2 separate regions of the Homo sapiens genome follow, and region 1 is linked to region 2. The links are chromatin contacts, found by Hi-C in ENCODE. All regions are on one chromosome and are shown on one strand. Each heading gives the region's core, a stretch centred on a gene start or an enhancer-like site at or near the end of the contact. The rest is flanking DNA. Distances are from core to core; before and after follow the strand shown. Region 1 overlaps SYTL4 (synaptotagmin like 4). Region 2 holds the start of RPL36A (ribosomal protein L36a).

What was found. Hi-C counts contacts between places; a loop is a spot of excess contacts on that map. Pooled maps may share reads with other maps.
Region 1: a loop to region 2 is called in a pooled map, with 3 times the contacts of the local background. The contact joins the enhancer-like site here to the promoter of RPL36A in region 2. A Hi-C loop is called at or near these places in 5 of 50 pooled maps.

The regions. Positions count from the first base shown.
Region 1 is chrX:100,680,454-100,686,817 of GRCh38, reverse strand. SYTL4 (synaptotagmin like 4) reads left to right here. Exons shown (of 20, transcript NM_001370165.1): 15 at 37-139; 16 at 667-828; 17 at 5,483-5,591. Among named protein-coding and RNA genes, the nearest start is that of SRPX2, 39 kb to the right of the region's middle. RefSeq lists silencers at 894-943, 1,004-1,053. Within about 2 kb of position 1,278, at least 2 of the 41 ENCODE cell types and tissues checked have a DNase peak (open chromatin) inside an H3K27ac peak, as active enhancers do.
Region 2 is chrX:101,389,429-101,395,369 of GRCh38, reverse strand. RPL36A (ribosomal protein L36a) reads right to left here and starts at 4,359. Exons shown (of 5, transcript NM_021029.6): 1 at 4,324-4,359; 2 at 3,806-3,911; 3 at 3,548-3,615; 4 at 1-35. The coding sequence starts at 4,326. RPL36A-HNRNPH2 (RPL36A-HNRNPH2 readthrough) reads right to left here and starts at 4,359. Exons shown (of 4, transcript NM_001199974.2): 1 at 4,324-4,359; 2 at 3,806-3,911; 3 at 3,548-3,615. The coding sequence starts at 4,326. It also overlaps a transcript of BTK not described here. RefSeq lists enhancers at 4,663-4,822, 4,833-4,892.

The DNA of each region.
Region 1 (6,364 bases), core at 29-2,528, 710 kb after region 2:
GCCAGCAAATTACTCAGTGCTGTCTTTGGTTTCTAGATATGTGAAGACTTACCTTCTGCCTGACAAGTCCCGCCAAGGAAAAAGAAAAACCAGCATCAAGCGGGACACTATTAATCCACTATATGATGAGACGCTGAGGGTAAGTATCTAGACCTCAAGGGTAGGAGAACTTGTTCTGTCTTGTGCCCTAAGCTGTAGCTATTCCTCTGCAACATGACCAGGTGACACGGGCTTCAGTGGGCCATGTCTGTGTCTGAGGATACATTGGGTATCTGTTCACATCCTGATCTCCCAGTGAAGAGAACAAAGGTGATCTGCCTTTCCTGGATTGATGTGAAGTTTGAGATTCACATGGCCACAAATCTCATGTAAAAAAGACATTTGAGATAAGGAGTCTCCTTGGCAGTTCTTTTTGGACAATCCAGTGTTATCTCATCCACTTAAGAAAAAATGAATTTTCCAGGTCCTCCTATGGAATATGGTAGGTTTTTATAAAATGAGTTAAGTTGAGGCTTTGAGTGAGGAAACTCAAAGTGCTCAGGGAACATAAAGTAATTTGGTATTCAGGACTAGTGACTTCAGGAATGGTTGCTCAGGTTTTGGAATAATCTTGTCTGAAGAATTACCCTTAACTAATCATCTTGGGCTTTTACTTTCCCTTCACAGTATGAGATCCCAGAATCTCTCCTGGCCCAGAGGACCCTGCAGTTCTCAGTTTGGCATCATGGTCGTTTTGGCAGAAACACTTTCCTTGGAGAGGCAGAGATCCAGATGGATTCCTGGAAGCTTGATAAGAAACTGGATCATTGCCTCCCTTTACATGGAAAGGTAGTCTGCTTTAACAACTCCTGCAGTTTGGATCTGAGGTAGAATTGTCTGCAGTAGCCTCTGCTGGTCTATGTTGGTAGCGTCTTTGAATGTAGTCTTCTCTGGAGTTCTAGTGCCCCCTGCTGGTGTTTCTGAGTTTGACAGCAATTTCAGAGGCATTTGTCTATCAAGTGTGAGTTCTGTGTAAACCAGGCAAAGTGTGAAGCCATGGTTTTGCTTTGAAAAAATTTTCATATGTGTACCAAACTTTGTCTCCTAACCTTCCAGAATCTGGGTGTATCCTAACATCCTAACTCGCACCTCTTCTCCGAGCTAACCTTCTGTGTATATCCTAATCTGTACCCTTTTGCCAAGCCACTGCTTTACTTCCAAGTGGGAAGTAAAGCAATTCATGGAGCTCCAATTGCTATGCTCTTGGTTACAGAGGCCAGGGAAATATTACTTTGGAGATGGCACCTCGGGCCACAGTGTAGCAGTATGGCATAATCATGCCTGGGATCTGAGTGCAGACCTGTGTTGGAATCCTGGTTCTGTCACTTGCCAACTAGATGAGTCACTTAACTACAAAATAATGTAGGGAAATCATCTGGCTAAGAAGAAATAGCTAAAACAGAGGACTTATTCAGCAACTTCTTGATTATCAGAACTACACAATGACATGACAAAGTTCATCTTATTTTTTTTTACACTAGCGTTTTAAATGTGGGATGGTTTTACATGGTCCATAGACTTTGGGAAGTTAGATGAGAAACTAGTCATGGTGGCTGCCTCTAGGAATGGAGACTGAGGTAGAAGGAATATTTAGTTTTCTCTATATCCCCTTTTTAAGCATTTGAACTTTTTACCATATTAAGAAAATTAAGCAAAAATGGACTTATGTACACATGATTCAAAATTAAAACAACATAAAGTATATTAAAAGGAAAGTAGGTTCCATTCCTTAGAAATAACCAGTGTTAACACTACTTGTGTATCCTTCTAGAAATTTTTTATGGCTAGGTATGGTGGCTCACGCCTGTAATCCCAGCACATTGGGAGGCGGAGGCAGGCAGATCACCTGAGGTCAGGAGTTCGAGACCACCCTGACCAACATGGTGAAACCCCGTCTCTACTAAATACAAAAAAATTAGCTGGGCATGGTGGCGCAAGCCTGTAATCCCAGCTACTTGGGAGGCTGAGGCAGGAGAATCGCTTGAACCCATGAGGCGGAGGTTGCAGTGAGCCGAGATTGCGCCTTTGCACTCCAGCCTGGGCAAAAGAGTGAAACTCTGTCTCAAAAAAAAAAAAAAAAAAAAGAAAGAAAGAAATTTTGTATTAAGCAGCACAGATATGCATCCATGTATTTATATGTATTTTTTTCTTTTTTTACACAAATGGGTTCACATGGACCTCATTGTACACATTTTTTTTTTTCATTTATCATGGGCATCCTTTTGTGCCATCACTTACAGATCTATCTCATTTTAATTGCTGCTGCATAGTATTTTTTCATGTGCCTGTATTATAATTTATTTACCATTCCCCCACTAATAGGCCTTTAAGTTGTTTGAATTCTTTTTTGCTCTTAAAACTATGCTGTAATATATCTTGGTCTTCTTTTGTGAATGTAACTGTCAGAGAAGTTCCTGTTGGTGGAATTGCTGAGTGAAAGGAAATATAAATCCAATATTTTGATAGCTGTTGCCCTTGCAAAAAAAAATAGTGACAACATTAAATTTGTCCCTTTAAATACTAATAAAAACAGGAATTTGTTCAACAGCACAGTAGGATGACTATAGTCAACAAAAATATTTGTATTTCAAAATAGCTAGAAGATTTGAAATGTTTCCAGTGCAAAAAAATGATAAATGTTCAAAATGATGGATGTAACAAAATATCACATGTACCCCATAAATATATACAAATATTATATGTCAATAAAAAGACAGGAAAGAAATTATTACCAAAGTATAACATATTATTACAAATTTAGAATTTTTTAACCATTTGGCACCCAAGTCATTCTCTACGGTCAATATAATTATATTGGAAATGTCACTGTAAACCATCATGAACTACTGCCAATAAAACTTTTATATAAAGAGAAGAAACCACATTAACATGGAGGTCTTTGCTCTTTGTAAATATTTGGAGCCAGAATAAGAATGTGCTACTAAAACAAATATGCCAGTTTCTAGCTAATGCTAAACTCCAATTTTTAAGAGTCCACTGAAGTTCACAGAACTTTTCTAAAAAATAATTTTCTAGAAATTAATAAATTGTGTAGACATTTTATAAACAACAGAAAGACCATTCCCATATTATATATCGATTTTAACTTCTACATTTGTTGTTTCTGGTTTTGTTTTTGTTTTTTGTTTTTTCCCTAGCAATCCATTTGCTCCTATTCAGTTTTCCCTTGCCTGCATCTACCTCCCGATTCTTTTGTCTCTCTCACATATATTAAACTGTGTGTTCTGGGTATGTGGTATGTTGATCCAAACTTATGGGGATTATGCCTTCCTAGCATTGGTAAGGACCTAAGTTAGAGGAACCCCAATTAACACAGGCAAGGCCAAGTGCAGTGGCTCCTGCTTGTAATCCCAGCACTTTGGGAGGCTGAGGTGGGTGGATCGCTTCAGCTCAGGAGTTCTGGACCAGCCTGGGCAACATGGCAAAACCCCACCTCTACAAAAATTAGCTGGGTGTGGTGGTGTGCGCCTGTAGTCCCAGCTACTCGGGAGGCTGACGCTGGAGAATCACTTGAGCTTGGGAGGCAGAGGTTGCTGTGAGCCGAGATTGCGCCATTGCATTCTAGCCTGCCTGGGCTCTGGGAATGAAACCCTGTCTCAAAAAAAAAAAAAAAAAAAAAAAAAATACAGGCAGGTGAAAGGGCACCTCTAGTCTGCACCAGCTCATGCTCTGGATACTAAAGCACAAGGAACAAAGTCATGCCGAGAGAGCCAATCGAGTGAAGCAGTTCTGCCAATCAAAGCCAAAGACAATAGGCCACCTGCTGCTCATCTCAGACATTCATTCGTTCACTCTTACCTTCATTCAGTAAATATTTGTGGAGCACCTACTATGTGCCAGATACTTTGCTAAGTGTTGGGCATACTAGGATGAACAAAAATAGGCTTGATTTCTGTCTCTTGGCACTTCGGCTGCAGTGTTAGAGACAGACATTGATCAAAGATAACTTAAATGCAAAATTTATAATTGTGGCAAATCCAAATTCGTGTAACAGAGTTTCACCTAGCCCTCAAATCTTTGCAAGCCCTCCTTTTTTCTTTTTTTGGGGGGAGGGACAGGGTCTGGCTCTGTCGCCCAGGCTGGAGTGCGGTGGTGCGATCTTGGCTCACTGCAACCTCCGCCTCCTGGGTTCAAGTGATTCTCATGCCTCAGCCTCCCAAGTAGCTGGGATTATAGGCCCACACCACCCCGTCGGCTGATTTCTGTGTTTTTTGTTGAGACAAGGTTTTGCTGTGTTGTCCAGACTGGTCTCGAACTCCTGGACTCAAGCATTTGCCCACCTCAGCCTCCCAAAATGCTGGGATTACAAATGTGAGCCACTGCACCTGACTGAAAGCCCTCTTTTTTTTTTTCCCCTGCAAGCCTTCTTTTTAAAAATACCTTGTAAAAATACTTTGTATTTTTAAAAACCATACAAATGATATATACTATTCTCATTAAAAGGACACTAAAAGTTAATATGGAGTAAAAAAGGGAAAGTTGTCTTTCATTTCCCTATTCTGTTGCCCTCCCTAGAGGAAACGAGGATAAGTTTGTTCGTATCCTGGGTTTTTCTATGCAGTGTAGTATAATGTTTAAAAGCACGGACTCTGGAACCAGTCTGTCTGAATTTGAATCCTAGCTCTGCCAATTACTAACTGTGTGACCTTGGGCAAGTTACTTAGCTTCTCTGTTCCTCTCTTCCATCAGTTGTAAAATGGAGTTAATAGTACCTGTCTCATAGAGACAGTCATCAAACAAAATGATACACCTAAAGTACTTATAACAGTGCCTAGTACATAGTAAGGGCTAACATAAGTGATAATGGCAATCGTTATTTACATACATTTATATTCACATGTACAACTATGAATATATTTTAATATAAGTGGAACATTTTTCTGCATCTTGCTTTGTTGACTTAACCCTATGTCTTGGATATCTTTCCATGTCAGCATGTACAGATTCACTGAATTCTTTTTTGATGACTGCATGCCATATGCCATACCAGGACACTACAATTATTCATTTAACTCTTTCTATAGTGATTGACATTTAGGTCGTTTCCACTTTTTGGCTATTACTAACAATGCTGGTAGCAAGATTCTCTGTCATGCTGTCAGTCCTTCGTGAGTTTGTATGGCAACCTTGCTTGAAGATCTTTGAGAGTATTTGGAATCTAGTAACTATGCCCCCAAAGTGGCATAATAGTGGGTATTGCAGAAGACTCTTTGTTGGTTCTGCCCTATTTCCTTCTAAAGAAACTGCCATAGAAACCTGTGGCTGCCATGGCCTAGGGACGGTGGATTATATTCATATGAAGAAGGATCCTCTTTTGCCCTGATGCTGTTCTTGGGGGGTAATTTTAGAATTTTTTTCAGAGAGAAGTCCCAACAATTCTTGAGAAGCCCAGCTTGACCTGTTGGGTTTCCCTGTGTTTCAGATCAGTGCTGAGTCCCCGACTGGCTTGCCATCACACAAAGGCGAGTTGGTGGTTTCATTGAAATACATCCCAGCCTCCAAAACCCCTGTTGGAGGTGACCGGAAAAAGAGTGAGTTTTCTTTGGGGTCCTGGATGTAGCTTAGTCTTCTGCATAGGATCTGTGCAAGGCCGGTGCTGGCTACTGGTTAGCACTGTTGGAGAGACCAAATTGGGATGCTCCCTGGATCTGCTAGGGAGATTCCTTTACTAAGGAAGCCTCTCTGCGTTTTTTCAAACAGAAGGGAATGCCTTAGGGTTGGCATTCTTTTCTTTTTTTAGGCTATTAAATGGACTTGGTCTTGGTCCAGCTGTGGCAAGCTACTAAGAGGGCAGAAGAGAACAGAAACTTTGGGGCTGAGAAGGGTGGCTGGGAGAGGTGGTAAAGTATGAAGGACAGGAAGTTGAAAGCTGGGGAAGAGTAATTCAACATGCCAGCTGCTGTGTTAGTGACTACGGTTGTGTAGATGAGTAAAACATATTTGCTTTCCCTTGAGGAGCTTAAGTTTTTGCAAGAAAGACAGTCATGTGCTAAAAGGACACAGATATAGGAGTGGTGAATTATGTCTGGTTACATTTGGGAGAGCTTTGAAGAAGTAACATTAAAACTGGATCTTAAAACTTTACCAGACAGAAAAGGAGCAGGATGAGGAGAGAAGAGCATTTTCAGAAGAGGGGATAACATGCGCAAAGGTTTTAAAAAGGCATGGTAATGTGGGGTTGTATGTGAGTGTGTCCCTTATTTTAGTGGGACTGGAGTTCTGGTACACTAGATGTAGGTGTGGGGCTGGAGTTGGACATGAGGTGGGAGCCTGACTGAAGAGGGCCTTGAACTTAATGATAAAG
Region 2 (5,941 bases), core at 3,110-5,609:
TCAAGCCTTAGCACAATCTTCTTTGTAGTTTTAGCCTGAAAAAAAATTAAATTAAAGCCTTAATAAATAACTACAGAAGATCACTTTCTTCAAAAATGACTACTTTAAGTACTATTTAAAGCAAAGCATTGCAAATGAATAGTGGGGCAACTATTCTTTTGCAATGCTTTGCTTTAAATAGTACTCAGTATACTCTTAAGCCATAGGGAGAAAATAATCTAAAAATCAGTGAATTTAAGAGAAAATGTGTAGAACTTGTGGACTAAAAAAAATAAAGAGAAGGCTGGGCACAGTGGCTCATGCCTGTAATCCTAGCACTTTGGGAGGCCGAGGCAGGCAGATCATGAGGTCAGGAGTTCAAGACCAGCCTGACCAACATGGTGAAACCCCATCTCTACTAAAAATACAAAAAAATCAGCCGGGCATGGTGGCACGTGTCTATAATCCCAGCTGCTTAGGAGGCTGAGGCAGAAGAATCACTTGAACCCGGGAGGTGGGCGGAAGTTGCAGTGAGCAGAGATCGCACCACTGCACTCCAGCCAGGGAAACAGAGACTCCATCTCAAAAAAAAAAAAAAAATATATATATATATATTATATATATAAATATATATAAAAAACATAAAAATATATATAATATATAATATATAAATATATATATATAAAGAGAAAATGTGGTAATAGCAAAGATGGCATGTCACCCAGTTGTCATCAAGTTTGAATCCAAACCCCATTCAGATCAAACATCCTAGAGCTTCCTATCAAATGGGCAACTCATCTTGCCACCCTGAACTTGTGGCCATTCAGCAGCTCTGCATAGTTCTTTAATCCCAACAGTTTGTGAGGCTGAGGCAGGATCACTTGAGCCCAGGATTTTGAGACCAGCCTGGGCAACATAGTGAGAACCCCATCTCTATAAAAGATCAATAAATTCTAAGACTACCTACAATTATGTCTAGAATTTATGTCCATTCAACTGAATTATTTAACTCAAACTACACTCCCCACTAATCCTCAACTTTTTTTATTGTTCTTTTTTTTTTTTTTTGAGATGGAGTTTTGCTCTTGTTGCCCAGGCTGGAGTGCAATGACGTGATCTCAGCTCCTTCTCCTGGGTTCAAACAATTCTCCTGCTTCAGCCTCCTGAGTAGCTGGGATAACAGGCGCCCACCACCACGCCCAGCTAATTTTTTCTTATTTTTACTAGAGATGGGGGTTTCATCATGTTGGACAGGCTGGTCTTGATCCCCTGACCTCAGGTGATACACCCGCCTTGGCCTCCCAAAGTGCTGGGATTACAGGCGCGAGCCACCACGCACGGCCTTGATTGCTCCTTTTACCTAAACAACAGAACTATTGTTTACAAGTTTTCTATTTACCAAAAAATTGCAAACATGCTACAGAGTTCTTATAAACCTTACCAGTTTCTCATCTTACATTAGTATGACTCATTAACAAACCAACACTGATGCCTTATTAACTCAAGTCCATACTTTTTTTTTATTTCCTTATGTTTTTCTAATGTCCTTTTTCTGTTCTAGGACCCCACGCAGGACACCACCTAACATTTAGTCATCATGTCTCTAGACTCCTTTGGCTGTGGCAATTTCTCAGACTTTTTTGATGACCTTGACAATTTCCGCACTACTGGTCAAGTATTTTGTAAAATGCCCCTCTTGGGATTTGTTATTTTTCTCATTAGATAGGGTTATGGATTTTTAGGTTTAAGTGTCATTTTCATCACACCTTATCAAGGGTATATATCAACATGACTCGTGACTGTTGATGTTAACCTTGATTACCTGGCTGAGGTAGTGCTTGTTAGGTTTCTCCACTGTAAAGTTTTATTGCATTTTTTCTTTGAGGTACAAACAATCCAATTACACTCTAAGTTATTTTAAAATATGTAACTAAGTTATTGACTTTAGTCACGCTGTCGTGCTATCAAATAGTTGGTCTAATTCATTCTTTTTTCTTTTTGTACCCATTAACCATCCCCACCTCCCGCCACCAGAAGTTCTCAGCTTCTGGTAACCATCCTTCTACTCTCTATATGACAAGTCCACTTGTTTTGATTTTTAGATCCCACAAACAAGAACATGTGATGCTTGTCTTTGTGTGCCTATTTCACTTAACATAACGATCTCCAGTTCCACCCATGTTGTTGTAAATGACTGGATCTCATTCTTTTTATGGCTGAATAGTACCACTGTGTATAGGTGCATTTTCTTTTTCCCTTTTTTTTTTTTTTTTTTTTGAGATGGAGTCTTGCTCTGTCGCCCAGGCTGGAGTACAGTGGCGTGATCTCGGCTCACTGCAGCCTCTGCCTCCCAGGTTCCAGCGATTCTCCTGCCTCAGCCTCCCGGGTGGCTGAGATTACAGGCCCACACCACAAGCCCGGCTAATTTTTGTATTTTTACTAGAGACGGGGTTTCACTATCTTGGCCAGGCTGGTCTCGAACTCCTGACCTCAGGTGATCCACCCGCCTCGGCTTTCCAAAGTGCTAGGCACAAGCCACCGTGCCTGGCCGCGTATAGGTACATTTTCTTTATCCATTCATCCCGATGGACACTAAGGTTGCTTCTAAATCTTAGCTATTATAAACAGTGCTACAACAAACATAGGAGTGCAGATATCTCTTTGATATACCGATTTTCTTCTGGGTATATACCCAGCAGTGGGATTGTTGGATCATATGGTAGCTCAACTTTTAAATACTCAATTTCCTAATAAGCTTGCCCCTTTAGCCAGAGTTCTGCTGCTGCTAGTTTGCAGTTCTTAATAGGCCAAAACCTAGTTAGAACCTCTGTCTTCTAAACAAGTTATCCGAATGTGAAAAGGTATAAAAAAAGCATTCTTTTTGCCACCCTGAGATCAAACCACTTACTGCATCCAAATGAGCACTAAAGTCATTCCTTAATACTTTCTGGAGCTAAACTGCACAAGAAGCAAAGTGCCAAAAGAAATGCTGTGTTGGAGAGAATGCTCCGTTCCAATCATCGTGCTAATTACTTTAAGAGTTAGCCAAATCACCTAAGGTTTGAGAGTAAACAGAAACTCGCTCAGCCTGAGAATACAGAATTCAGGAGGCTAGCAGAAAGGCCTAAATGGCTATTCTATAAGAGTTTTAAGACTTCACGAGAACAGGTAGTTGACTGCAGATTTCTGTGATGAGAAACAACAGAACAATTCTTAGTGCAACCAACAAGCGAGGATTCAGACATATTGACAGATAAGGAACAAGGCAAATGAAAGGATTTACCAGTGTACTCACACTTCAGTTCTTAGGAAAGCAGGGCACATTCCTCAATTTTTTGCCTCTTCAGAAGGGAAAGGATAAAAAATCGTAAACACTGAAATAGTGCAGTATTGTGGACTAGTCAGACATGAGTTGCATTCCCAGCTCCATCACCTACTAGATATATCAGTGCAGTGAAAACTTCGCTAAACTAACGCTATACCTATATCATGAAGTGTGTGGACTAGAGACAAGTGCATATCCTTACGGCAATTAACTGGGAAACGTCAAATAGTAACTACCACTCACCTTTTTCCGGAAAATCGGCTTAGTTTGCCCACCATAGCCACTCTGCTTCCTGTCATAACGCCGCTTTCCTGGGAAAACGAATTGGTATTTGTTATAAAATACTGAAGATCAGCAAGTAAGTCTTACAGGTTTTATCTTAATTTCGCAGCAGAAATATTAACGCTCAAGCCAGGCGTGGAGGGAGAGAGACCCGGACTCGTATGTTATTCTACAACACAAATGTCACATTAACACCAAATTATGCGGAATCCATCTTACCCTGGGCGTACAGAGAATCCTTGCCCTTCTTGTACTGTGTCACTTTATGGGGTTGGTGCTTGCCACACTTCTTACAGAAAGTCCGGCGGGTTTTAGGGACGTTAACCTAGTAAAGAAACAGTTCAGAACGTGCAATGTTATTTGACCACAATGGCACAACGCCCTACCTTACCCAGCTAAAGCTGAGGCACTCCAGGAGGACTCCTCATTACTTGCTACCTCTGACTACAGGGTGGGCCAGCCCCATGTGCTTCAAGCAGAGCTTCCTCCCTCCGTCGAGCCCCAAAGAGGGAAGAGACCTCATTAACTCCACCCCCGGCTAACTCTACCTCTTTGAACCCATCACTTCAATTCCTGGCCCCGTAGCCCGGTCCCTTTAGGGTTGATCCCGGCAAGATTGGGTTGCTCTGATATATCGAGTCCACACAGGAGCCTGGACCCATCCCGGCATAGCACGGGCGACGAAGGGGGGGAAAGATTAAGCTGGATGTTACTCGGCCCCCACCAGCAAGTCCTACCATGCTTGCGTGAGCGCTATCGGCGCGGAAAGAAAGAAACCGCGAGGCAAACGGAAGTATATAGGAGGTTCCCGATCGCACTTCCTCATGGGAGTCGGTAGGAGCAATCATAGAGTGTAAGGCTCAGCGCAGCGCCCTCGGGCGGCTGAGAGGACTCAGTTCGGAGCCGCGGGCGGGAGCTTAAGGAAGGACTCCGCCTAAAGGGTGGTCCACTCACCCCGACTTCCTCCCGCCCCGCAGCTTTCAACGTTTCGTCACTTTATCTCTTTTGGTGGACTCTGCTACGTAGTGGCGTTCAGTGAAGGGAGCAGTGTTTTTCCCAGATCCTCTGGCCTCCCCGTCCCCGAGGGAAGCCAGGACTAGGGTCGAATGAAGGGGTCCTCCACCTCCACGTTCCATTCCTGTTCCACCTCAAGGTCACTGGGAACACCTTTCGCAGCAAACTGCTAATTCAATGAAGACCTGGAGGGAGCCAATTGTTCCAGTTCATCTATCACATGGCCAGTTGGTCCATTCAACAAATGGTTATTGGATGCCCATTATGTGGCAGGCACTGTTCCGGGGGAGAGGTACAGTAATCTAATAGGCTTATAAATGTGCAATTATGAACTAAGTACTTTGAAGAAAAGGAACAATGATTGGCATTAAAGCAGCACCCTTCTGTTGAGGGAGTAAGTCAGCAGCTCTAGGTTCTGAAAAGTGACAATGAAATTGTTTGGCTCCTGTAATAGCAATCATCAAGCCTAGAAGTAGAAAGTACCTAGCGGCTCTTCCCTTCCTTGCAAACCTGGCAGAAGGCATATACTAGGTCTCAAGAGAGTCCAGCATAGAAAGACTTCAGGGTGCTAAACATTTTAAATAGATTGTGTCATACAATTCTCACAATAATTCTAGGAGACAGGTGGTACTATTATTCTCATTTTACAGATTAAGAAATTGAGGCTGTAGGATGTTAAACGATTTGCCCAATGTCAACGGTATTTAGTGAATCTAGGATACAAACCCAAGTAGACTGACTCTAGAGCCCGCGTTCCTTTAACATTATAAAATATTGCTGTTGTGGCCTGGTAATTATAATAGCTAAAAAAATTATGGCGCACTTACTATATGCCAGGCATTCTCCTAACCACCTTACATACTACCCCTTTTAATCCTGACAGCAACCCCAGGAGGTATATACCAGTATTAGTATTTAACAGGTGAGGAAACTGAGGCACAAGAGATGTTAAGTTTACTTACCTGAAGTCACACAGGTTGTTATTTTTTTGTGGAGCTGGAATTTGATCCTAGGTAGTCTAACACTATAGCCTTGCACTTAACCACTACATCATACAAAGGAAGCAGGGGCATCTGCAGTGTAGAGGATGGTGAGGAGACAGAATTGGGCTGAGACACAGGAGGAGGTGGCAGTGGAATAGGGGCTGAAGAACCGTGAGAGTCTGGGGTATCTTGCTTGCACAACCCTCCAGGAACACGCGTGGGACCTGAGCTGACACTCTGATCACCCCCTTTTTTGTTGGGTGGTCTCTGGGAATGAGATAATAAATATATTACCACTACCTGCTACATTTCCTGAAAATTTCTTTGCCAAACTTCCAGCATTTTCTTTTTCTTTCCA